3 separate regions of the Mus musculus genome follow, and all the other regions are linked to region 1. The links are chromatin loops, found by intact Hi-C in ENCODE. Cell type or tissue: gastrocnemius. All regions are shown on one strand.

The links. Hi-C counts contacts between places; a loop is a spot of excess contacts. Peaks named below come from ENCODE experiments on the same cell type or tissue, not always from the same donor. Only the 100,000 strongest peaks of a DNase experiment are listed, where the experiment ranks them.
Region 2: a loop joins it to region 1, with 2.3 times the contacts of the local background. A loop is called at or near these places in 2 of 42 quality-filtered maps.
Region 3: it touches region 1 in a loop (5-fold over the local background); 9 of 42 quality-filtered maps call a loop at or near these places.

What each region holds. Positions count from the first base shown.
Region 1 is chr7:27,155,517-27,163,516 of GRCm38, reverse strand. Cyp2t4 (cytochrome P450, family 2, subfamily t, polypeptide 4) reads right to left here. Exons shown (of 10, transcript NM_001100184.1): 3 at 7,722-7,884; 4 at 7,211-7,360; 5 at 6,841-7,001; 6 at 6,123-6,299; 7 at 5,905-6,046; 8 at 5,616-5,803; 9 at 5,224-5,365; 10 at 4,953-5,134. The coding sequence ends at 4,953. Egln2 (egl-9 family hypoxia-inducible factor 2) reads left to right here. Exons shown (of 6, transcript NM_053208.4): 3 at 3,110-3,229; 4 at 3,594-3,730; 5 at 3,926-3,993; 6 at 4,306-4,859. The coding sequence ends at 4,361. Among named protein-coding and RNA genes, the nearest start is that of Cyp2t4, 5.8 kb to the right of the region's middle. In gastrocnemius, a CTCF peak has its summit at 3,524 (motif pointing left); DNase peaks (open chromatin) are centred at 3,520, 7,268 and 7,800; H3K4me3 peaks cover 2,971 bases; H3K27ac peaks cover 3,800 bases.
Region 2 is chr7:27,252,453-27,260,452 of GRCm38, reverse strand. Coq8b (coenzyme Q8B) reads right to left here. Exons shown (of 15, transcript NM_133770.2): 14 at 3,755-3,841; 15 at 2,504-3,230. The coding sequence ends at 2,928. It overlaps Numbl (numb-like), which reads right to left and starts at 1,692. Exons shown (of 10, transcript NM_010950.2): 1 at 1,492-1,692. The coding sequence starts at 1,515. In gastrocnemius, a CTCF peak has its summit at 4,560 (motif pointing right); DNase peaks (open chromatin) are centred at 2,398, 2,976, 3,306, 4,617 and 4 more places; H3K4me3 peaks cover 3,279 bases; H3K27ac peaks cover 3,401 bases.
Region 3 is chr7:27,273,348-27,281,347 of GRCm38, reverse strand. Numbl (numb-like) reads right to left here. Exons shown (of 10, transcript NM_010950.2): 7 at 7,204-7,393; 8 at 4,416-4,721; 9 at 1,722-1,844; 10 at 1-594. Among named protein-coding and RNA genes, the nearest start is that of Numbl, 19 kb to the right of the region's middle. In gastrocnemius, CTCF peaks have their summits at 3,959 (motif pointing right) and 7,464 (motif pointing left); DNase peaks (open chromatin) are centred at 6,224, 7,250 and 7,412.

The DNA.
Region 1 (8,000 bases):
TTTGCAGGAGGGAAGTCAGTGGGGACACCAGGAGAGCTGAGCACCCAGGGACTGGGACATAGCTTTGTAGCCTCAGAGGATGAGAAAGCTGGTTCAAGTGCCTGGCTACTCAAGCAATTTGGGAAAGCAATTTAAAGGGATAGGTGGGGCCTCCTCCCACCTGTGTTAGTGACAGGACCTGAGCTAGGACTGTGGAGGGCTAAGAGTCAGGTTCTTTTAAGTGGCTCTTATCCCTCGGGAGGAAAGAACAGGTCAGATTGGTCAGAGGGACAGAGGGAGCTATAGCCCAAGCACTCTACATGGCAACTCCATGCTCTCCCACTTACAAAGGAAGGGCCACATGTAGCCTCCCTTACTGTGTTCGAGAGTTGTGACTGGGGGGTATTGAAGTGATCTGAGGCAGTGGCAGTGAGGAGACCGGCCAGAAGTGTGGCCTTGACCAGTAGTAACCTAGCCTAGGTCATTCCTGAGCAGAGCTCTTCCTCTGCCTTTCCCTTCCCTTCTTTCCCTGTCTCTTCTCTGTGGACTTGTAGCTGGAGGAATTGACTGGCATCAGGGTGAGCAGAGGGATCCCCAGGGAGGGTCCAGCTAGTGTAGTTTGCCCCTTTAATTGTAGCTTGGAGGCAGGGCCTGCTGTCTGACTGAGTCACTGGCTTCTGATAATGCTGTGTGTGGCATGGTATGGTCCTTGGTACATTATTCCAATAGCGGTGATTCCGGCATCCTGGAGAGTAAGTTTCTTTGTCACTCTACTGCTGTCCCTGTGGTTGAAACTTTTCCTTGGGGGGGGGGGCGGGGTGTCGCTGTTGAGAGCAGCACTTTGATACTGCAGGTAGAACCCTGGGTACTCTGGCTTGGCCCAGAGCTTCTTGGACAGCCACCTAGATGCTGCGTCCTGAGCAGTAGTGAGGTGAGACAAGTCCACCAGAGACCACCACATAGACACTCTTAAAGCCCAAAAGGTTTCATTGCTGCCTGTCAGCTGCGTGCAGAGCTTGCCTAGATCATGCAACCCTGAGCCTTACAGCTGTGTGTCTTTTATGCACAAACAGCATGTTCTGGTTGGCACATTTCAGTTTAGAAAGAAGCAGAACTACAGAAGCCAAGACAGAAGAGCAAGGTTGGTGCATTTAGGATTTTCTTGGAACCATGGGCTACATCTTTGTTCTGTTCTGACAGGTATTGGGTCTCTTATATGCTAGGTTTTGAGGTCAGGACAGTTCCCCTAACATGATGCTAGTTGTGCTAAGGTCTAGGGACCTGTTAAAATAACACAGACAGGATTGCAGGCTTTGAGGTGGGGAGAAGGTAGGTGTGTTGAGGCTTGGAGCAGAGGGAGAGTCAGAACTTGCAGGCCGGTGGTCTTGGCCCTATGGTGGGGATTGTACTTTTCCGGGTGTGTAGTGCTGTGCGGGGATTGATTAAAGGTAGTACAGCACTGTCTGCTGTCCCCATCAGTTCGAAGAACCTGCTTGAGCCCTGATTGGATTTCCAGCTCAGGAGGCCTTGCCCATCTCTAATCAGTGACTCATTGCTTCCAAGCCACCAGGCCATAGCCACATGCTTTCCTCCCAGTGAGTGGTTGCCTAGAGGGCCATCCCATCTGCAGAAGTCATGCAGGGAAGACTTGCCCTCCTGAGCTCAGAGGCCAGGTTTTCTCCCTGGGGACCTTGTCACTTACTGTACCCTGGTAGTGAAGCTCATTACTGCTGTGTGGCCTTACTAAGGCTCTTTCCCAAAGTAGGGTGTGTGCTGGGTCGGGTGTATAGATGGGATGCAGGGAGGGCTTCAGTGTGCCAGCGGGGTGAACCCTGGGGTCAGTGGGTAGAGGAGAGTCTTGAGAGGAGGATGTAGGGCTGAAGTAACCTTCATGGAGTGCTGGGTAAGCCTCCTATTTCAGCAACACACATTGATGGGTCTGATTAGGAGTGGTTTTCTATGGTTGTCTTGTTGGGCTAGGTTGGACCCAAAAGTGTAGCTGAGCATTGTCAGGGAACCCCAGCTTGCAGAGTAGTACCTGAGTGGCAGGATCAAGAGAGATGGTTGCTGACTGGGCAAAAGCCAAAGGGTTCTCATGCTAACTACTTCACTTTGCTTACTGTGAACTCTCCCAATGGAGTTGCACTGGGGCGACTCTGACTTTGTAACGTTTCAGCTTGTGCTTCAGTTCTCTGTCCTGGAGCAGCAGGCGCTGTATCTTTGCAGATGCACACAATTTAGTTCAGTTCTCAGCATCCTGTCAAGTGGCGTTACCTCGAGTGGGGAACTTAATTTCCTTCCCCAGTGCCACAGCTCATTTGGCTACAGAGACTTGGCCCTGCATATTGGGTCTGCAGAGGTGGCTGGGCCTTGTCTGTTAGCTTCCTGGTAACAAATACCCTCAGGCCCTGGCTGTCTGGTTGAGAGACAGGGAAAATCTGGAACCCTAAGGCAGCCCTGTGCCACAGACATGAGACCTGGTGGAGGCCTGCCTCTGAGATGTTGTTAATGGGCGGTGCTTATCAACTCCATTTTACAGAGGGGTAGGTGAGGCCTATTGGAGGACTGGGGATGGCAGCAGTGTGCAGCATGCTTGGAGCTGGAGTTCTAGGTCAGGTTCCTGTCCTATATTCACGGGACAGATCCTGTAGCTGGAGACTGTAGTCAAGTGTGGTCAAGTCAGCATGACTTCACAGTGGAGTCACCTGAGAGAACCTTGAAAAAAAAAATCTAGGCTGTACCTTCTTCGAACCCTAACAGAACTAACTCGAAGAGGCTCCAGACTCAAGGAGCCTCCATATCTCAAAACTTAGGAGATTCTGTGCTCTCACTGAGTACTTGAAGCCAGCCTTAAAGCTTGCATGCTTAGTGCTGGATCACAGGTGTGTACCACACACCACTACACATGGCTAAGGTTAGGATCTCTCTAACAAGCACAAACCATCATTTACACATTGAGTCCCTCTGGTTCTAGAGTGGGGATGGAGGTGGGAGTGTGGCTTGTTGAAGCAAAAGAGCTTAGATTTCTGTGAACTTGAGGATGGAATCTGGCTGAAGGAGGACAAAGGTCTCTTGGGTTGGAACTCCCTCTGCCTGGTCTCAGTAAACCACCTTTCTCCATTTCTACCAGGCCATGGTGGCGTGTTATCCAGGCAATGGGCTCGGGTACGTGAGGCATGTTGACAATCCCCACGGCGATGGGCGCTGCATCACCTGTATCTATTACCTGAATCAGAACTGGGATGTTAAGGTAGGGTTTGGGGTTGGGATGGTATGCTTATGTTCCAGCTGGGATCCTGCCCTCCACTCCTCAGCTCACAGGGCAGTGACATCTGCTGGCTCCTCTTTAGCTGACTGTGGGCCCTCCCTCTTTTCCGGGAATGGTGCCGTCTGCTTAGCCCCACCCAGACTTGTACATTCTCCCCCTTTTCCTGTCTTTAGTAGCTTCCTGCCCATCTCCATGGCAATGTAGACTCTGGGCTGTCATTCATTTTAAGGGCCTGAGTGTTGGGAGGGAGTGATGTGTGCTGGCGCTGCGCCCCCTGGTGGGCACATGGGTGCGGTGTAAGACAGGCTACAGGCTTCACCAGTAGACTCATCTGGCCTGCCCCCAGGTGCATGGCGGCCTGCTGCAGATCTTCCCCGAGGGTCGGCCAGTGGTAGCCAACATCGAGCCACTCTTTGACCGGTTGCTCATTTTCTGGTCTGACCGACGGAACCCACATGAGGTGAAGCCAGCCTATGCCACCAGGTATGACCTGTACTTTAGGGATTGTCCAGCTGCTTCCCCTGTGCCAAACATTTCTTAGCTTGTCCCCAGTCCCCAGAGTTGACAGGGGAGTGATGAGATGCTGAGAGGGCCTAAGTGGGACCTGCAAGGGTGGAGGTGTCAGCTGAGGTGGCTCTAGAATGGCAGAAAAGTCATTCTGACTGCCCAATTTTTCAGGTACGCCATCACTGTCTGGTATTTTGATGCCAAGGAACGGGCAGCAGCCAGAGACAAGTATCAGCTAGGTACGTGCTTTCTTCCTTTGTCCTTCCTAGTCCCTGTGTGCTGCCAGGTCCTTAGCCTTTCTTACCCCCTTGGGTGCTGAGAGTGGTTCCCAGGGCCTTTGCCACACTAGGCCAGCACTGCCGCCAGCCCGCTCCCACAGGTCTTTCTCACCAGTCCCTTTGCCCAGTTCTTGCCTACTTTCCTGGTATCCCCTACCTGAGACCCATTTTTTTTTTTTTTCTGTTAATGTTCTCCCCATCTTCGCAGGTTTCTTTTGGCTTCTTTGTCCCTTCCTAGTGATTCACAATTTCTTGTCTTCCTCTCATCCTCAGCATCGGGACAGAAAGGTGTTCAAGTACCAGTATCACAGCCAACTACACCTACCTAATGGCCAGCCCCAGAGCTGCGTGGACCAGCAGCAGCTCCTGCCTCAGTGCCCGCTCCTTTCCTGCCACTGCTGCTGCTTCTGGCTTGCCTCTGTACTGTGTGGTGTGGAGGGCACTAAGTATCACTGAGGAGCAACAAGGAGAGACCTCTGCTGCCCCGTGAGCGAGCGGTGCTGGGTTTTGACCTGGGCAGTGGCCAGTGTGGCTGGCGGTCATGACTGGTGGCTGTGTCTGGTCCGTTGAGTGTAGAGCTGAGAAGAGGCAGGATTTGGGGTTGAGGTGAGTCATGGCCTCTTGCTGGAAAGGTGTGTTGGGGTGTGGGTGTCATCTCACCCTCGTCCCCACTCCTCCGGCCTGGAATGTGAAGTGACTCCCCAGCCCCTTTGGCTGTGGCAGTGTATGGACTGGGCTGCCACTGTCTGGGCAGAGTAGGGTGCCATGACGAGCATGGGTATGGAGGTTCTGCCAGCCAAGAAATAAAAGTTTACCTCAGAGCTGCACACACTTGTATTCCTCTCTGTAAAGAGATTTACACATACAGTTAGGGCAGGTAAGGATATCAGGGCCACTGAGATCACCAGTGAAGCCCAAGCTCAGCGGGCCACCAAGCGGAGCTGGAAGGCTGGGGGCACATTACCCAGACCAGTACACTGTGGGTTAAGGTTGATGTTGGCAGGACTTCCCACAGGGAGCAGGGAGAACTTCTGCAGGATAGCCGTCAGGAAGAGGAAGATCTCGGAACGGGCTAGGCCAGCACCCAGGCACATCCGCTTTCCTGTGGGTGTGGGTGCAGGTGTGGGATGAGCAAGCCCCTGCCAGTCCCCCAGTGCTAGCCACTCAGGTCCCCTCCCTCCTACCCCAGACCTAAGGCAAAGGGCATGAAGGCATCGTTGTTCTGGAACTCGCCATGGTCATCCAGGAAATTGGTGGGATTGAAATGGTCAGGGTCCTTGAATTGGGTGGGATCCCGGTGTGCAGACACAAGTAGGGGAATCACGAATGTGCCCTGTGGGTAAAACAGTGTGACCCACAGACTTGAGTGTGAGCCCCTCACCCAGACTCTTTCTGTTGTTGGCACCTAACACAGGGCCCTGCGGTGCTGGGCAAGTGATCTCACATAGCTACACCCCAGCCCCTAAGGTGGTTGGCAGAGCCTGGGAGGGAGCCCCAGGTACTGGTTGTGTTAGCCCTCACCGAACCTAGTCTCTGAATTGTCCCCTTCTCCCCAGTGCAGAATTCCCAGGCTCCATGTGCACCTTGTGCAGGAAGTGGTTCTTGAGGTTTACGTCTCGGGTGAGGGCCCGGGGCAGCCCCAGTGGTAGCACACTGATGAAACGCTGGATCTCATGTAGCACCGCATTGGTGTAAGGCAAGCGGGCACGGTCCTCTATTCTAGGGGCCCAGGTCCGACCTACAGTGGCGTCCAGCTCCTCTTGCACCTTGGCTGCGGTCATTGGAGGCTTTGAGTTGTGCTTTACTGAGATCCCACCCCAGCCACCCTCTCTTCACTTAGGGGGAGGGGAGGGATGGACCCAGTTCTCAAACCTGCCACCTCAGGGTACTTGAGCATAATGAGGAGCCCATAACGTAGAGTAGTGCTTGTGGTTTCAGTGCCACCAAAGAAAAGATCGTGAGTAGTCATCACCAGTGTCTCATCCTGGAAATGGCTTTCCAGGTCCTGCTGTTCCTGGGAATGGACAGAGGTGCTCTAATGCCTGCTGCTTGGCAGGGTGGGTATGGTTAAGGGTAGCAGGGACTGGTACCTTATCCATTTGGTCGAGGAAACAATCAATGAAGTCACGGGGTTCCCCAGTCTGTCGTGACTGCCAGTGCCACTGAATTTGCTCAGAGATGAAGAGTCGGAGCTCTTGGAAGTTTTTAAATATTCGGTTGTGGGGCCCAGGGATCCAGTCCATGAAGGATGGGAACATATTATATATCTGGAGAGACAGGGTTCTCTCCTTTCCTCTGCTCCACACCTCTCCTCCCCTCCCCTCTCCTTTTCCTTCCTTCCTTCCTTCCTTCCTTCCTTCCTTCCTTCCTTCCTTCCTTCCTTCCTTCCTTCCTTCCTTCCTTCCTTCCTTCCTTCCTCCCTCCCTCCCTCCCTCCCTCCCTCCCTCCTCTCTCTCTCTCTCTCTCTCTCTCTCTCTCTCTCTCTCTCTCTCTCTCTCTCTCTCTCTTATTCCCACTATCCTTGGCTAACCTGGAACTTTATATGTAGACCAGGCTGGCCTCAAATTAGATTCTCCTGCCTCTGCCTTCCCAGTACTGGGATCAAAGGCATGTGCCATCATACCCTGCTGAAATGGTCTTAATAGGGCCCTGGACAAGGCCATGGTTTCTTTGTGGAAAAATTAAATCAGGACTTTGTGTGTTGTAGAACTTTGTCATTAAATCTGTAGCCACTGTAGGTAGGGCTATGCCCCTGGAATTTGGCACAAGGCTGCATGTAAAATGAGAAATTGGAGCCCATCCTCTCACCTCAGCCCATCGGGAACTCATGATACAGAAATTGTCACTGAAGAGGTTTAGGAGCCTCCGGAACTCTGGGTCCCCATAGTCATAGCGCTTTCCGAAAACCACAGTACAAATGACATTGGATACAGCACTATCCAGTAGCTGCTGGGGGTCAAATGGAGCTCCTGGGGGGTGAGAGCAGCTCTGAGTAATCAAGCTGTGGTCCCCTAAAAGTGACATTTAGTAAGATCTGCAGAGGAGACCCTCGTCCTCAAGCCTCTAGCACCCTCACACAGAAGCTGTGTCCCTCCTCCACATAGCTCCATCCATCCCCCCCTTCCCCCCCACCCCCGACCCCAAACCAGGTGGTTATGCTTTCCCTGCCAGACCACACCCATGGTAGCTTGAAATTCATCCAGCACACATGCTGCCTCCTCCAGGATGCGATCCTCAATGGTACTCCTACCCACGCCAAGCTCCCTCAGCACTCCAAGTGCAAAGTTGCGAAGCGAGTGCCAACGCGGCCCGTTAGAAAACACTATGCCTACAGTGGGAACCAAAAAAAAAAAAAAAAAGAGTTGGCCACGCTGGGCCTAGTCGCTCGCTTCCTTGCCGCTCTAAGGATGACTTCTTACTGCTTTGCACTTCCCAGACCATATGCCAAGCACCTCAGCTGAAACCACGCAGCCTGACATCTTTGAGGGTAGGATCCCTGACCAGCTCTTAGGGCTTAGGAATTTAGGCTGCTATTGGTTACATTGTGAACCTCTACTGGACCCCAGGCCTAATAGCTCGTCCTCATTAGCACCATTCTTTATTAGGCACCTCCCATTTTGCTCGGCTTCACTGGTCCTTAGACCAAGTTGAGGGGTCTAGTACTCACTTCCACCCACCCTGGGCCTCACCGTTTCCGCAGGTGAAGCGATCGAAGACAGCCATGGCCCCGCGGCCGGAGAACGCATCTGCTTGCAGTACTAATGCATCTCGGAGCGCCTCATAGCCGCACAGCACCACTGCAGGGAGCGGGCCCAGCCATACAGTGAACACTGGGCCCCAGTGGCTGGAGAGCTATGGGAAGTGCCATGGAGACCTCAGAGCTCTCATCTTCCTTAGATCCCAAAGTTTCCGTCTCATGCCCTCATTCTACAGGTCTAGTTCTAAACCGCCCCTCACTTTTCAGACCC
Region 2 (8,000 bases), 97 kb before region 1:
GCTAGGTGGACAGTCACTTATGCAACCCCAGTCACATACACAGACATGGCAAGGAACACACAACCACCGTCATATACACTGCCTTCCCAGAGGTCCAGCCCCACAGGCACGATGTGACTTCAAATACAATGGCAGTCGCACACCCAGAGTCGCAATGAACACAGTACAAAAATCAGACATAAGCACAACATTGTGTCACACATGGTCAGAGTCACAATTCTACTTACACACAGTTACAGCTCCACCCACATCTTCAGTCAGCCACACAGAAGTCCAACCTCAAACCCAACACAGATGTTGACACATACCAAGGTACATACACACAGGGTCTCACAAAAAGACATATGCATATCTATTTAAACACAGTCTAAAAAGTACAGGAGTCTGAACAGTGAACGGCTGCCATCACATCCACGGTCACACACACACACACACACACACACACACCAGACATCACCACATCCAACCACAAGCATGCAGGCAGACAACGCAGGATACCTCATCCTTGCCAGCTGTAATGCAAGCACACACACAGCTACAGTCACACAAACACCAGATCACACTTCTAGCCACATCCCCAACCCTTACACACACACACACACACACACACACACACACAACCACACAAAGCCGCTGGTCACCACAGAGGCTACAGACAGGTTTCCACCCGTCTCTGGGGAGCCGCCCCCAGCCCAGGCTGAATCCTGGAGCCTGGGGGGCAAGGGAAAGCTGAGCATTGTCTCCGGGTGGGGCCTCTCTTAGACGCTGAGCAGCCCTAGGGACAAAAGGGGTGGCCTAGGAGACCAATGTCTTGAGACCCCTGACTAAGCATGGGGTGGAGGTGGGGTAGGGGAATGCCTGAAATTCTCCTTATTTTATTCACGCTGGGGTGGAGTTTCAGACACAGAGACCTTGTTCTGAGAAGGGGATTTGCCTGGGACACCGCCCAAGGGCTTGGGGGGACAGGCTGGATCCAGGACCCCAGGGAGTAGACAGTACTTGGAAACCGCCCCCCCATCCCCCAGAGCCTTAGCCTTGGCAGCTCTATCCAGGGACTTCATCTTCAAGACATCGCCCAGGGGGCTGTTGTGCTCAAAGAAACCCTCTAGCAGGGAAGAGTACTGATTTTGTCTGGAATCGGCTCAGTTAAGGCCTCAGCTTGATAAAGGGGACCGTATCCGGACCCTGAACGCCAAACCTTGCCCAGGGAGTTTTACCTAGAATTTATGTAGCCCTGTCCATGATTTGGGGGGAATCTGTATTCCAGGATCCCTATTTTCAGGGCCTTCGCAGAGATGGCCTGTGCTGGACCAGACCCCAGTCTGGCAGGTTTGGGATTGCCAGGAACCTGTTCCCGGACCCCCACCCAGGACCACCCTTTCCAGCCTTGGCATCTTCTCTCCATCCGGGCGCTGCTGCCGCCTCCCACCCTTCGCCACATCAGCAGCGGCGCCGCCCCCGGCCCGAGCCCCCCGAGCCCGCCCTTCTCACGCTGGCCGCCGCGCTGCGGGACATCCAGGGCCCGGGCGCCCCCGCCTCCCGCGGCCCCGGTTGGGCCCGGCTTCCCGAGTGCTGCTGCTGCTGTGGTGGCGGCGGCTCGGTCTGACGCGGGCCCGGCCCGGGGCCGGCGGCTGGTGCGGGATGCAAGCGCGCGAGCCAGCTCGGCTCCCGGGAGGATTCCGTTCCGGGGGCGGGGGAGCATCCCTCCCTCGGCGCCCCGCCCCGACCCCGCCCATTGGCCCGCCGCCTGCTGTATATGCAAAAGATAACCCCGCCCTCCCGCAGACCACGCCCCCACATAAACACTACCGGGTCTCCTCCCAAGCAAAGGCCGGCCCGCCCCGCCCCTTGGTCTGGCCTTGCGGGAACCTGCACGCATCCCTAGAGGAGTGCCTCTCAGGTTGAGGCGCAGGTTCTATTTGCTTCCATAACCCCTGACCTCAGATCCCCTATGGTTCTGCTTCTGAAGAATTGCTTTGGGAGGCGCCTCGTCCTCAAATCTTGCTTAACCCCACGGTTCTCCCAGCCCGGCGGGGGCGGGCAGAAGCGGTGACGAGGCACTTTTTGCAGGCGAGGGGAGGGGAGAGGAGGGGAAGGAAAAGAAACAGACCCTGGAGTCCTGGAGGGAGATCACTCTGGCTTGCGAGAAGTGGGCATTGGGTTAGACCAGGTCCTAGTTCTGGACTCAGCTGCACCCCTACCCCTGTCCTGTAGGTTTGGCAGAGCAGCTGTTAGGGGCATTAGGGCCCATTAGCAAAGGCGAGGTTGTCAGGAACAGGAGGGAGCCTGAAGCTGGGGGGTGGGGGGGGGGGCGAGTATGTGATAGAAGGGTACTTCTCAGCTGCCACAGCCCTTGGAGCAGGTGGTCAGCACGTGGGGGGGGGGGCGGAGGAGGTTCCCTGCAACAGATGGCCCTAGACAAGGGGGTGGGGTGGGGGGTCTGGCCATCTGCACCTGGAGCTGCCTGTGAGCTCCTCCCCCTTAGCACAGAGAGAAAAGAACTGGGGGCAGGGAAAGGGTGCCTTTATTCGGAGGAAAGGATCAGCACCCACCCCCACCCTCCAATACACAGGCTGGAACCCGGGAAGAAGGCAGCTGGTAGAGGAGCAAGGGAGGCAAAGGTGAGGACCGCCCCCAACAGCCACCATCTCCCCTGCAGATCCTGGAAGACCTGGGGCCGAGGGGCGTCTCCTTCACATGAGAGTGGACCCAAGGCTCACTTAGATGGTGGCAGGATTCTGCTGGCTCCTAGCCTCAGAATTCAAGGTTGCTCACTTAGGATCAGGGAGCTAACTCCAGGGGCCCAAAGATCCAAGGCAAGAAACTAGGTTCTGGAGACCAAGAAAGAGGAGGAGGGGACTGCCTGCTGTGGAGCTGGTATCCCTGGATGGAATCTGTCATGGTGGGGTCGGCAGGGAGGTCCCTAGTCAGGAGGCTGCTGGCAGCGGCAGTGTCTGGCGACTGGCCCAGTAGCGGTGGTAGGTATCTTGGAAGAGGTCCCGGCAGGCGATGTGGGCGTGGAGACGGGCACAGGCTAAGAAAGCCCCAGCTAGCTTGCGGTGTAGAGCATAGGTCTCCTCAGGCGGTGGGCGCAGCCGGTGCCGAAGCAATACCGGGATGAGGCCCTGTATTCGGCGAGCAGTCTCTCCAGCCCCAAAGTCGTAGGGGCCTGAGGCAGCAAAGGGCTCCCCCAGGATCATCACTGCCTCGACGTGGGCGTCAGAGAATGCCTAGGGTGGGGATGGCAGATGCATCCAGACGGACATAATGTCCTCTGATTACTTCTGAAGAGGCAAGCTGCAAGGGCTGCCGCGTGACTCACTCACTGGTAGAGCTTGCCTAGAATTCACCAGTGAGGGCCTAGGGGGCGTGGCTCAGTGCTGGAAGGTTGGCATTACTGGCCCAAGATCCCCTGGGAGTTGTAAGTAGTCACCCCCTACCCACAGCACCCCCTGTCTCCAGGAGCCCCTGCTTTCTTCAGGCAAGTAACCCCTCTATTCCTCAAACCCAGGATCTCTAGAATAGATAAATAGTGCCTCCCCCACTTAGTGGCAGCACCCTCCATTTCACCCCGGGGCTCCTCAGTATAAGCTAGTGCATTTAGTAATCTCACTGCCCTGGGATAGAAGTCTCTACCTCCCCCCAGATCCCCACCCTTTCTCCAGTTGTTTACTAGAGCTATGCGGCTCATCTGTTCCCAAAAGAAAACACAGCCACAAACAAACCAGCTCCCTTCTGCTCAGGGGCAACCAACCTTGGTTTCAAAGCCTGTAAGGAACTTGAGGTCCTGGGATTTCTGTAGAACTCGATCTCTGTCTCCATCTGCTGCAGCCTTCACCACCTGGAATGTCAGAGGGCAAAGCCCACCGTGGGTCAAGGGAGGCTTGGGGTTCTGGTTTTTGCTTTGGGGCAGAGTCTGATACAGCCTACACTATCTCGGACTCACTGTGTAGCTGATAACCAGGAACTCCTGATCTTCCTGCCCCCACTAGCCCGGATTTAAAGGCTTAGGGGTCTGTACCATCACACCAGGCTACAAGGGAGGGCCTAGATAATAGGAAATACTAGCCAGAAGGGTAGAGCAGTACTTATATCTACCTACCTAGTACTCAGGAGGCAGGGTCACTATTATGAGTTCAAAGCCAGCCTGGACTACCAAGGAACACTGTTAAGGAGAGGGGGGAGGGAGAGAAGTGGGGAGGAGATACTTTGCCCAACCTGGGTCACCTTTTTCTCTACCTGGGTACACTCTGTCACCTAGAAGCTTCCCTCCCCCTACTCTGTCCCTGCTCTATCTCCCTCTGGAGAGCCTGCAGGAGGAAATGGTCAGGGGCTCTGTCATCCAGTGGGAATGCAGACCTGCCTGGAAGCTGCCACATGGGTGGCCCAGAGTAGAGTGTCACATCTGTTTATGGCTCCAGACACTAGACAAGGATGGAATGGCATCCTAGGTTGCCCGAGGGCCATCCTCCCCCTTGGACTTTGAGCTGGGTGCAGCGGCACTGGCCATGAGACAAGGCACTCAGGATGCTTGCTGCAGAGCTCAGTTCCTGTCCAGTCCTGCAGAGGGAGGCATTGAAGCACCACAGCTCCCTTGGCTTTAGAGACTCTAGAGAAACTGTAGCTGGGCCTCTGCCTTCTCATCTGTGGAATGGGTTCTGCATGGGGTCACTGTGTGGCCTCAGCACTGTGACTGAAAAGGAAGTATCTGTCGCACTGGGGACTACTTTTGCTGTCACTGGGTGCCAGGGTCCCTGTGCAGAAGAGGCAGGCTCAGAGCAGGGAGAGGAAGGAACCTGTCCAGCCCCGACACACTGTACCACACTGCCTTTGGGAGGTGGCCCGGGACGGATCTATCAATTCTATTATAGGTTCCCCTGCCTGTGACTTGTCTGGGCATCTGTTAGGGTTCCATAGAAATGGGCTGATTTTCTTTTTCTTTTTTTAAAGGGAGTTCAGCTGATAAAGGTGCTGACAAGTCAGATGACCTAAATTTGGTCCTCAGGCCCCACTGATTCCGGCAGATTTTCCCCTGACCTCCCAATGTGTCCCCACGGTGCATGAGGGCATGTGTGTACACACTTAAAGACGAACAAGCAAACAAATAAATCAGGTCTCCATATGAAGCCCAGGCTGGTCTTGAACTTATGACTCCTGCCCTGTTTGAGCACCCCAAGCACTCTGATTATAGGCCATCCCATCCATCTAAAACTTGTTTGTTTTTGTTTTAATTAGAAGAGGTTAAGGTGACCCAAGTTTTGGGAAGACAATGTTGATAAGAGATAGGGCGGTTCAAGTACTTGTGGAGGCCTTGGCTTTGTGCCTCAATGTCCTATGTGCGCGTGAGTGTGGGGTGTGGGCATGGTATTATATGTCACTGGGTCTTTGTCCTTATCAACAGCTAGAGGTGCTCTTAAAAGTTTTCAGGCCAGAGCCTTCAGCCTTGTCTCAGACATTTTTCTCCTGTCTTCAAGGCCATTTTCGCCATGGCCCTATGTCTACAGGGTCTCCCTCCAGGGGGCTCCTCTGTAACTTCTCACAGCTCCTCTGGGCTCAGGAGGTGAGAACGCCTACTCCAGAGGGGCCCAAGGCAGGGCCCAGGATGTCTTGGCTCCACCCAACTCCTGCCTGTCTAATCAGAATACAAGTTTCCTTCAGGCCCCTGTGTGAAGGACAAAGAAGGGCTCTTGGTGCCCTGCTTTCTGACGGATATGAGCCCTTATGGGCGTTGGGTGCTGAGGTTCGGTGTGGCAGTTTGGAAAAGCATGGCTGACAGGCTCGTATGTTTGAATACTGAACACTTGGCCCCAGTTGGTAGAACTGTTTGAGAAGGACTAGGAGATGTGGTCTTGTTGGAGGAAGTGTGTTACTGGGGCATGACTTTGAGGTTTCAAAAGCCCACACCAGGCTGGGCTAGCTCTCTCTGCCTCCTGCCTGGAGATCAAATAGGAGCTCTTGGTTACTGCTACAGAGCTAACCTGGGTGCTGTCATCCTCCTGCCTCCATGGTCATGGACTCACCCCAGCACATGCTTTCTTTTACAAGTGGCCTCAGTCATGATGTCTCCTCACAGCACGAGGACCGTGACTAAGACCCTGGTCCTCTGTATGACCAGCAAGTGCTCTTAACCACTGAGCCAGCTCTCTGGCCCCTAAATGACCATTTGTCCTCGGAAGCACCACCATGCACAAGGGATCTTCCTAACTCCCTCTGTGGTCATTTGAGAATGGCCCCCATAAGCTCATATACTTGATGCTTGGTCATCAGAGAGTGGAACTCTTCGAAAGGATTAGAAAGATTAAGAGATGGCTCAGCAGGTAAGAGCACTGACTGCTCTTCCGAAGGTCCTGAGTTCAAATCCCAGCAACCACATGGTGGCTCACAACCACCCGTAATGAGACCTGATGCCCTCTTCTGGTGCATCTGAAGACAGTCACAATGCACTTAGATATAATAATAAATAAATCTTTGGGCCGGAGTGAGCAGGGACTGAGTGAGCGGGGCTGACCAGAGCAAGCAGAGTTTCTAAATCCAATTCCCAGCAACCACATAGGCTCACAACCATCTGTACAGCTACAGTGTGCTCACATACATAAATAAGTAAATCTTTAAAAAAAAAAGATTAAGAGATGTTGTCAGAGTAGGTGTGACCTTGTCGGAAGAAACATGTCACGTCACACAGGGGTGGGTGGGGTGTGGATTGACATGTCAAAAGCCCATGCCAGGCCCTGTCTCTCTGTCTCTGTTTGTGGATCAGCATTTAGCTCAAACACACCTGTTGCCCCATGCTTCCTGCCATGATAATAGACCAAGCCCTTGGAGCAGTGGTTCCTGCCATGATACGTTTATCTGGATATCCGTTTAGCCTCTTCCTGATTGGTCCTGTGCATCTCTCAGCTCTCAGTTCAATGTCTCCTCCTCCAGAAAGCCTTCCTTGAATCCTCAAGCTGGGACAGGTTCCTCTAGATTTTTACAATGCCTTCCATTCCCTCAGCCTAGCCCTGAGTCCTCCGTGCCCTTACTGCCTGTGGTGGTTTGTGTATGCTTAGCCCAGGGAGCGGCACTATTAGGAGGTGTAGCCTTGTGGGAGGAAGTGTGACATTGTGAGGGTGGATCGATCATGAGACCCTCCTCCTATCATCCTGCAAGTCAGTTTCTTCTCCTGGCTACCTTGGATCAAGATGTAGAAGTCTTCTCCAGCACCATGCCTGCCTGCGTAAGAGTTGCCTTGGTCATGTCTCTTTGCAGCAATGGAAACCCTTAACTAAGACACTGTCCCACTGCTGTGGCACACAAACTGAACTCTGTCACTAGTATCATCCAGAAGAGAGCTGGGCACCAATGGGCAGTCAGAGAATGTCGGACTGACAACTAGATAGATGAATGGAAAGCCCAAGCTGTGCAGACACAGAGGCTGTGTAGACACAGAAGCTGTGTAGACACAGGTGGGCTGGTCTGTGCAGCCGCTGCCACTGACTGACTTAGGAGGGAGAAAGGGAGGGACAAAGCCGGGGAGGGAGCATCCCCTGAGAGTGCCAGCTTCCTGTGAGGTGCAGGCTGCACGCCGAGGCCCTGGCCAGGGTGGCCCAGACCACCTGCCACTCACAGGCCTGTTGGATTGGACAGTCTGTCTCTAAGCTCGCCTGTCCATAATGGGGCTCCAAGTGGCCATGGCCACTTTCTTTCTGTTTTCTTTTTAAATTTTTATTTATTTAATGTATGAGTGCTCTGCTGCATATATATCTGCAAGCCTGAAGAGGGCACAAGTTCTCTCTAAAGATGGTTGTGAGCCACCATTGGTTGCTGGGAATTGAACTCAGGATCTCTGGAAGAGCAGCCATCTCTCCAGCCCCAGCCCTGGCCACTTTCAATCAGATGGTACTTGTAATATTACTAAGTGGTGGGAGTCGCTAGTTGTTAATACTGTTATTATACTAGAGTCTGGCCTGGAGCTCACAGGTTCACCTGCCTCCTCCTCCTCCTCCTCAGTGCATGGCAGC
Region 3 (8,000 bases), 120 kb before region 1:
CAGCGGGTTTGCCTTCTAGTGCCGCCCACTGGGCCTCGAAGGGGTCCAACTCAGGGGCAGGGGCAGGCGCTGGCTCTGGGGGCCAGGGAGCCCCATTGGGGCGCGGACGGGCCTGGCCCCCAGGGGCACTGGGTGCAGCAGGTGGGGGGAAGGCCCCAGCTTTTCCAAGCAGTGTGGCAGGTTGGGGCTGGAGCTGGGCAGCTGAGCAGAAGGCGTTGGCTACCATCTGTGAAGGTGTGATGCCCACCACAGGCACCCGGGGCATTGGTGGATAACCCAGACCTGGGTAGGCGGGCACAAACGGAGGCTGCATATGTGTGGGCGGCAGGAAAACAGCCACTTGGGCAGCTGCAGTGTCAAAGGGCCCCACTGGGGCAGAAAAGGGTTGAAGGGTGGGGGCCATGGTGGGCATTGGTGGCACGGAGGTGGCTTGCTGCTGCTGTTGTTGCTGCTGCTGCTGTTGCTGTTGCTGCTGGGCCTTAGCCACCTGGGACACTTCCTCCAACCATCGCTCAGCCTCAGAGGGTGTCCGCTTGTGCCCAGGCTGGAAGGCAGCTGCAGCGGGTACGGAGGGCTCACCCCAGGCAGAAGTCCCTGGAGAGAGGGTAGTGAAGGGTACAGGTTGCCATGAAGAATCCCAGGCTAGGAGTCAGGGTGGCCTGGAGATCAGAGCCCAGGTTCTACGAGGAGGCTGTCTCTGAATCCCAGCCCTCACCCGCTGTCCTGACCTTTGGCCAGGTGACTTAACTCCTAACAGGTGTGCAGTGAGGAGACCCTACAGTTCTGAGCCTCGGCAGCCCCTGATGAAATGTGTAACCAGATCAATGCTTTCATTGCTTGACATCCACACAGCCCTCTGCCCGTCACTGGCCAGTGCTGTGTCTGATGCTAACAATTCTAAATGTCACCTTAATTCTAGCATTTCTTTTCCAATCTTTTTTTTTTTTTTTTTTTTTTTTTTTTGGTTTTTTGAGACAGGGTTTCTTTATGTAGGCTGGCCTAGTATTTCTTTTAAAAGGGAATTTTATTTTATATGCATTGGTATTTTTGCCTACATGTATGGGTCTCTGAGAGGGTGTTAGATAACCTGGAACTAAAGTTAAACACAGTTATAAGCTGCCATACGGGTGCTGGGACTTGAACCCAGGTCCTCTGGCAGAGTAGGCAGTGCACTTAGCTGCTGGGCCATCTCTCCAGCCTCAATTCTAGTGTTTCTAGTATTTTCAGAGGCTAAGTTTCTATGACAGCACATGTCTTCCCCAGATTGCACTACCCTAACGCAGGAAGATCCTACTGCCTCAAGTTTGTACTTTGCTAAGGCTCTGGGGTTACTTTCTTTTTTTAAGATTTATTTATTTATTCTATGTATGTGAGTACACTGTCGCTGTCTTCAGACACATCAGAAGAGGGCATCAGATCCCATTACAGATGGTTGTGAGCCACCATGTGGTTGCTGGGAATTGAACTCAGGACCTCTGGAAGAGCATCAGTGCTTCTAACTACTGAGCCACCTGTTCAGCCCATAAGATGATTTCTAATTCTACATTGGTCCCACAGTCCTAAGGCAATACAGTGGTTCTAAAGTGGTCCCACAACTGTGAGACAATCCACAGGTCACAGGCTCTAACCCTGGGCCACCCCAGATATCTAGGATTTCCAAGATGGCCTTTCATGGGCAAAGGAAAGACAGAAATGAGGGACTCCTCAGTGGAAGGGCTTACCTGTTGTGGCAGGTGGTGGCCCTGACGCTGGGGCCCCAGCGCTGGCGAAAGACGAGCTGATCTGTGTGCACAGAGCATTGATGCCATCGCTGTCCCCGGTACCAGGAGGCTCCATCTCAGGCACTGTGAGGTCACAGAATGGTGGAGGTGAGAAAGAGGCTCTGCTGCAACCCTGCCTTTCCTCTGGGTCTTCAGGACACCTGTATGGCCTGGACTCCTTGTCTTCCAGAGGTACATAGGTCACTAAAATAACTGGGCGCATGGATGTGTGTGACAAGAGAGCAGTGTAACAGTAAAAGCCAGTAGGTGGCATCTGATAACCGATGGCCATGGGAATCCCAAACCAGGATCTCAAGATCTAAGTGCACCCAAGCAGAAGAGACTCTGAAGACGACTGACAATGTGCATTAATTAAACAGTGCGTTCTAGCCCGGTGTGGTGGCGCAAACCTTTAATCCCAGCACTCGGGAGGCAGAGGTAGGTGGATTTCTGAGTTCGAGGCCAGCCTGGTCTACAGAGTGAGTTCCAGGACAGCCACACTGATGCTCACTTGTTGGGGATCATATATCCTACGATGTGGTAGAGGAATAAGCCGCCGGCCACCTCCCCAGCCCGGCCTAACACATGCATCATCATGGTGGAGATGTCATTATGCCAGCAAGACAGGGGACCTAGAACAGGCATGGTTCTCAGAAGAGACTTGAAGGAGTGGAGACACCATTCAGATAAGCCACAGACTGGCATGGTGGCATGTGGAGCTCTTTCACTGATTTCTATGAGAGCTTCATGGACACATGCAGTTCTCATAAAAAGGGGCAATGCAGGGTCTGAGGGTGTGACCTCCAAGTGTGATAGAGGTTCAGATGTGTGCTGTCCCTTGAGATCTTCCTATGCAATGCAGCTACGTGTTTGTGTGAATCTGCATGTGGGGAGTTTCTGGGTTTGTGTGAAGCTAAGAGTATGTGGCATTTTAAGTGTATAAATCTGTGCACATGATTTTCTGAGTCCATACTCTGGTGTATGTGTGGCGTCAGAGTGCACGTGACTTCTGCACACATGGAACTCTGAGTGTGTGACGTCCAGTGTCTGCGGCGTGGATGTCAGAATGTGAATTTTCAGTGTGGCCATTCATTCTTGAGTGAGTGTGCAACTGGCCACAGGAGTGTAAGGCTCCAGACTGAGCCTGGGGAGCCATCCCAAGCTCACGCATGACAACTCGCGTGTGTCTGATGTCAGGTTGTGCGTGGCCAGCAAATGTGCAGGTGCGTGACAGCCAGCCTAGGAGTGCCGCCGGACACGGGACCATTCTCAGTATGCACTGTCACCCCCTCTGAGCCTGACAGAAATGAACCAACACCCTCCCACACCCATCTCCACAGCCATGGCAGCCGGGGGTCCCACGCACACGTGGGAGCAGTAGCAAGGGTCCGACTCATGGTTTTCAAGACCTCTGCACAGTCCTCTTGTCTGGTTCCCTATGGCAACAGCGTGGTGTTGTACCAAGTCTTTCATCTCCCTGGCCCACAGCACACGTGTCTTTCACAGACATGATCTTGCTAGGTAGCCCAGGCTGGCCTTGGAATCATGAGCCTTTTGCCTTTGGGGTGCTGGAATACTGGTATGTACCAGCATATTTCGCTCAGGTATTTTTTTTAGATTACAACAGAGAGCACCTCTTTTCTTTCCCTGGCCCATGACAGACATTACTAATCAAACCCAATGCTCCCCACCATTCCACCTCCATTGTGCTCTTTGCTTACTGTGCCCATTACTTGGACAGATCTTGTAATTCCATTGTTCAAGATCTGGATCCATTGTTCAAGATCTCCTTTAGGCAAACACAGACCATACTGTGGCTTTCTTCTCTGCCTGGCCCATGGCAAGTTTTGCTAATTAACTGTGTGACCCACTCCCACACTCCATAAGGACCTCTAGGCTCATAGCACAAATCAGGATATCATGATGTATGCTACCCCTCTCCCTGACCAAGGCAGACATTGTTAATCTATTCCAATCCTCGCTTTCCCTAAGCCAGAGCAATCATTCTAACATTCATTTGATACATGTTATAGATCTATTGATCAAATGTTTGGAAAGAGCACTAAATAATTAATGGTGCTTTCATCCTGGGCAAAAATAAAAAAGACATCCATGTTGCCTCTCTTCTTCTTTTAAAGATTTAATTATTTTATGTTAAGAGTGTTCTATCTGCATGTACAGCTGCATGCCAGAAGAGGGCACCAGATCACACTATAGACAGTTGTGAGCCACTGTGCGGTAACTGAGACTTGAACTCAGGACCTCTGGAAGAGTACCCTGTGCTCTTAACTGTTGAGCCATCTTTCCCTTGCCCATGGTAGATTTGCCTGCCCGAGGCAGATAAAATGTGTGCCACCTTGCCTGCTTCCCTGAATAACGGCAGACATTATTAGCTGATCTTGACTGTACTACATTTCTATCCTTTACCCACAGCAGGCATGACTTATCAATCACGATTTGTGCAAGCGGCTCTTCTATTCTTTGCTCATGGCCGACCTTGTTAATCATCAGATGGTCCATGTGTTTAACCTTTTGCCCCCAGGCAGCAGACAGTGCTAATCAATCACAGTGTATCCCATCTCTCCTCTGTCCCTGGCCCCCATCAGATTGTGCAGATTGACTTTGATGCTCCTTCTTGCTGACCCCAGGGCTCACCTGTGCCCTTCACCTGGAAGTCCGTGCGGCGCTGCAGTGTTGATGGCAGCTCATTCAACCGTAGGCTCAGCTGACGTTTGAAAGGTGAGTTCTTCTGACTGAGGGCAGGGAACCCACGAAAGGAGCCCTGGCGAACCAGCTGCTCCAGAGGTGCGTGGCGCCGGGGAATGGCAGCAGCAGTGGTGCCTGCAGCCACTGGGGTGCCCGCCTCTCCCTTCTCTCCAGGGGATGTGGTGGCTGGTGTCGGAGAAACGTGCCCAGGCTGGGCAGGTCCAGGAGCCACAGCAGGAGCAGCTGCTGCTTCGGCTAGAGACACAAGAGACGGACACATTTGCTAGTTTCCTTAATTAAGACATTGAAACCAGACCCAACTGGTCTTGTGTTTATAGAGCTGAGGATGGATCCCAGGGTATTATTGTGTATACTAGCTGAACAGTCTATGCCGAGCTATAGCCCAGACCCAGACTGGAGGATTCTAAGAAAGTAATTTGCTTTTACTTTTGTCCCTAACTCCCACTGGGACAAGGATTCTCTGTGCAGGCCAGGTTGTCCCGGAACTCATTCTGTAGACCTGGATGGTCTTGAACTCAGAGATCTTGCCTGTCTGCCTCTGCTGGGATTAAAGGAGTACACCAATACCCAGCTAAGAAAGTACTTTAGCACTGAGCCACGCCCCCAGCTCCTCACTGGAGAATACTAGGCGTGAGTTCCACCCCTGAGCCACTCCCACAACCTGTCACTGGGGCACTCCAGGCAGGGGCTCTACCGCTGAGCCACACCCTCAGCTCCTGAGTTCTATGAAATACCCTACCACTGAACTAAAATTCGGCCCTACCTGGCCCTTTTAGTCACCCCGGTGTTACCTTGTCACACCACACATCCTGTCCTCAAAACAGGATAGCCACGACTTTGAAAAGTTCATGATTCCCACCAAGCTAAGACCACTTCCTCTGTAGGCTGCTGGGGGAATCGTTCTCTGGCCTGGCCCTCCATTTCTAACTTTCTAGCCTGCTCCATTTCGGCTGCTCTCATTCCCCCTTGCCCACTCTCTCCTTTCCTAACAATTTACATTCACTTAGCACATGAACCTCTACAAGACAAGGCTCAGGAGCCGTGCAAACTCAGGAACCGTGCAAGCATTAACTCATCCAATTCATACAACCATTCATGCGGTCAAGACTATCACTATTTTACAGGTATGAAAGCTGAGAGGAGGGGCTGGTGAGATGGCTCAGCGGTTAAGAGCACTAACTGCTCTTCCGGAGGTCCTGAGTTCTCAGCAACCACATGGTGGCTCACAACCATGTGTAATGAGAAACCGTTTGTTTCTCAAAAACAACAACAACAACAAGAAAGCTGAGAGGACTGACTGACGTCATCTCTGGAGTCCACCTGCCCTTCCCGGTGGTCTGATCTGTCTTTTTCTGCTTCCCCGCTTCTCCTTTTCTATTCTCTGCTATTCTGTCTCCCTCAAGGATGTCTCCCTCTCTGTGCCTTTCTCCAGCTGCGACTAGTGACGCTAGACTTGGCTTGGCTCACTTTATCCTTTCCGAATCTTTCCAATTCCTTCTAACCCCTCAGCCTGGGTTCTCTCCACCCTGGGACTGTTCCTTGCCCTCTGCAAAACCTTGGGACGCTACACTTCAAACTGCAGGCTCTTCAAGGGCAGGTTACCTTCCCTCCCACAAATACACACTGCCTGCCTTCAAACCAGAGCCTCACCACAGCGATAGCTGGGATACCTCAGCTACTCTGGGGGCTTCTATTCCATCTTCCAGCATGAGGTAACAGGCCTGGCCTGGTGCCATGGCAGCACCCTGGGACAGGCTGGAAACAGGAAATGACCTTCTTTCCCACCTCAGTGCTGTGTTACTTCAAAAGTCCCCTGCCCTCTCTGGGCTGGTGTCCCTGGGCTACCTCCCCCAGGGCTTCCTGAAAGATCAGTGCAGGCAGAACTGAGTTCAGTGTGTGCGCCAGCCTCTGCTGCCAGGCTAGGTGCGCTAATCATGAAAGATGGTGTCACTGGCTGGGAGTCAGCTGGTAGCACAATGAGTGTGAGAGTCAGTAAGGCTGACAGGCCGACCTCATGGTAAACTCCCCTCTGCCTGTGGGAACGGTGAAGGGCTTTCTCCAGCGCTGCTGGGTCTGTCCCTGGAAATCAGAACCGTTTTGCATACAGTTCCCATCGTAAACAATCCTGGCATCTGACAACAATCTTCATGCCTTTTGGAAGTTATTTAATCTTTATTTTTATTTTATGTGTGGGTGTTTTGCCTGTGCACCATGTGTGTGTGGTGTCTTGGGAGGCCAGAAAAGGGTATTGGATACCCTGGAACAGGACATAGAGATACTTGTGAGCCATTATGTGTGTGCTGAAAATCGAACCTAGGTCCAAGGGATAGAGGCTACAACAAGAACCTATTTTTTGTTTGTTTTTGAGACAGGGTCTCACTAGGTAGGCCTGGCTGTCCTGGAACTCACTCTGTAGATCGGGCTGGCCTTGAACTCACAGAGTTCCACCTGCCTCTGCCTCTGAGTGCTGGGGTTAAGGGTTTGGGACAGCACATCATCTGCTTCACTGACTTCCTGACTTAGACAACAGAATGTGTTATGGTAAGCGTCGCGTCCCCTCCACCCTCCACCCCCTCCCCCATCTGTAGAATACTAAGAATATTGAGATTTGCTCTGCAAACCTTACCAACCCTGGCCACTGGCGCCCTAAACACTCACTCCTCAGCGGGGATCCCTAGATGCACATGTGCGCCCCCTGTTGGCCCGCAGCACCCACCTTTCTTCTTGTCCCCTGCCTCGCGCTCCGCAGGCCGCCCGCCCCCCGACAGGCGGAAGGAGCCCTCACGGGCAAAGCTGGTGCGACTGGCGTCGAAGGCGGCGGTGACTCCGCATTCCTTCTCCCGTCGCTGCTTCCTCTCCAGGCAGGCGGCGAACGCGCAGCCCACAGCATGGCTCAGCCTCTCACCCTGCAGGAGAGGTGGCCTGGTTAGAAATGTTGCCCGGACATGAACGGAGGAGAGATGTGCGCCCCCTGCAGGTTGGATGTCTACAGCAAGGGGACTCCCTAAAGGCAGCGGCACATGGATCTCTTTGAGTTTGAGGCCAGCCTGGTCTACCGAGCTAGTTCCAGAAGAGCCTGGGCTACATAGTGAGACCTTGTCTCAACAAACAAAACAAAACAAAACAAAACAAAAGCCAAACCAAAAAAATGAAAAAGAAGAAAGAAACAAAACAAAACAAAACAAAACTAAGGTGTAAAGTGATAAGACTCTTAGCTGACCCTTAGTTTCTACAAGCATTTGTACACACACACACACACACACACACACACACACACACACACACACCACAAAATATAACCACATAGGTACAATGTACCTATTCTGGGAATAAAAAACACTGCTAAAGGGGCTGGTGAGATGGCTCAGTGGGTAAAAGCACCCGACTGCTCTTCCGAAGGTCCAGAGTTCAAATCCCAGCAACCACATGGTGGCTTACAACCATCCGTAATGAGATCTGATGCCCTCTTCTGGAGTGTCTGAAGACAGCTACAGTGTACTTATATATAATAAA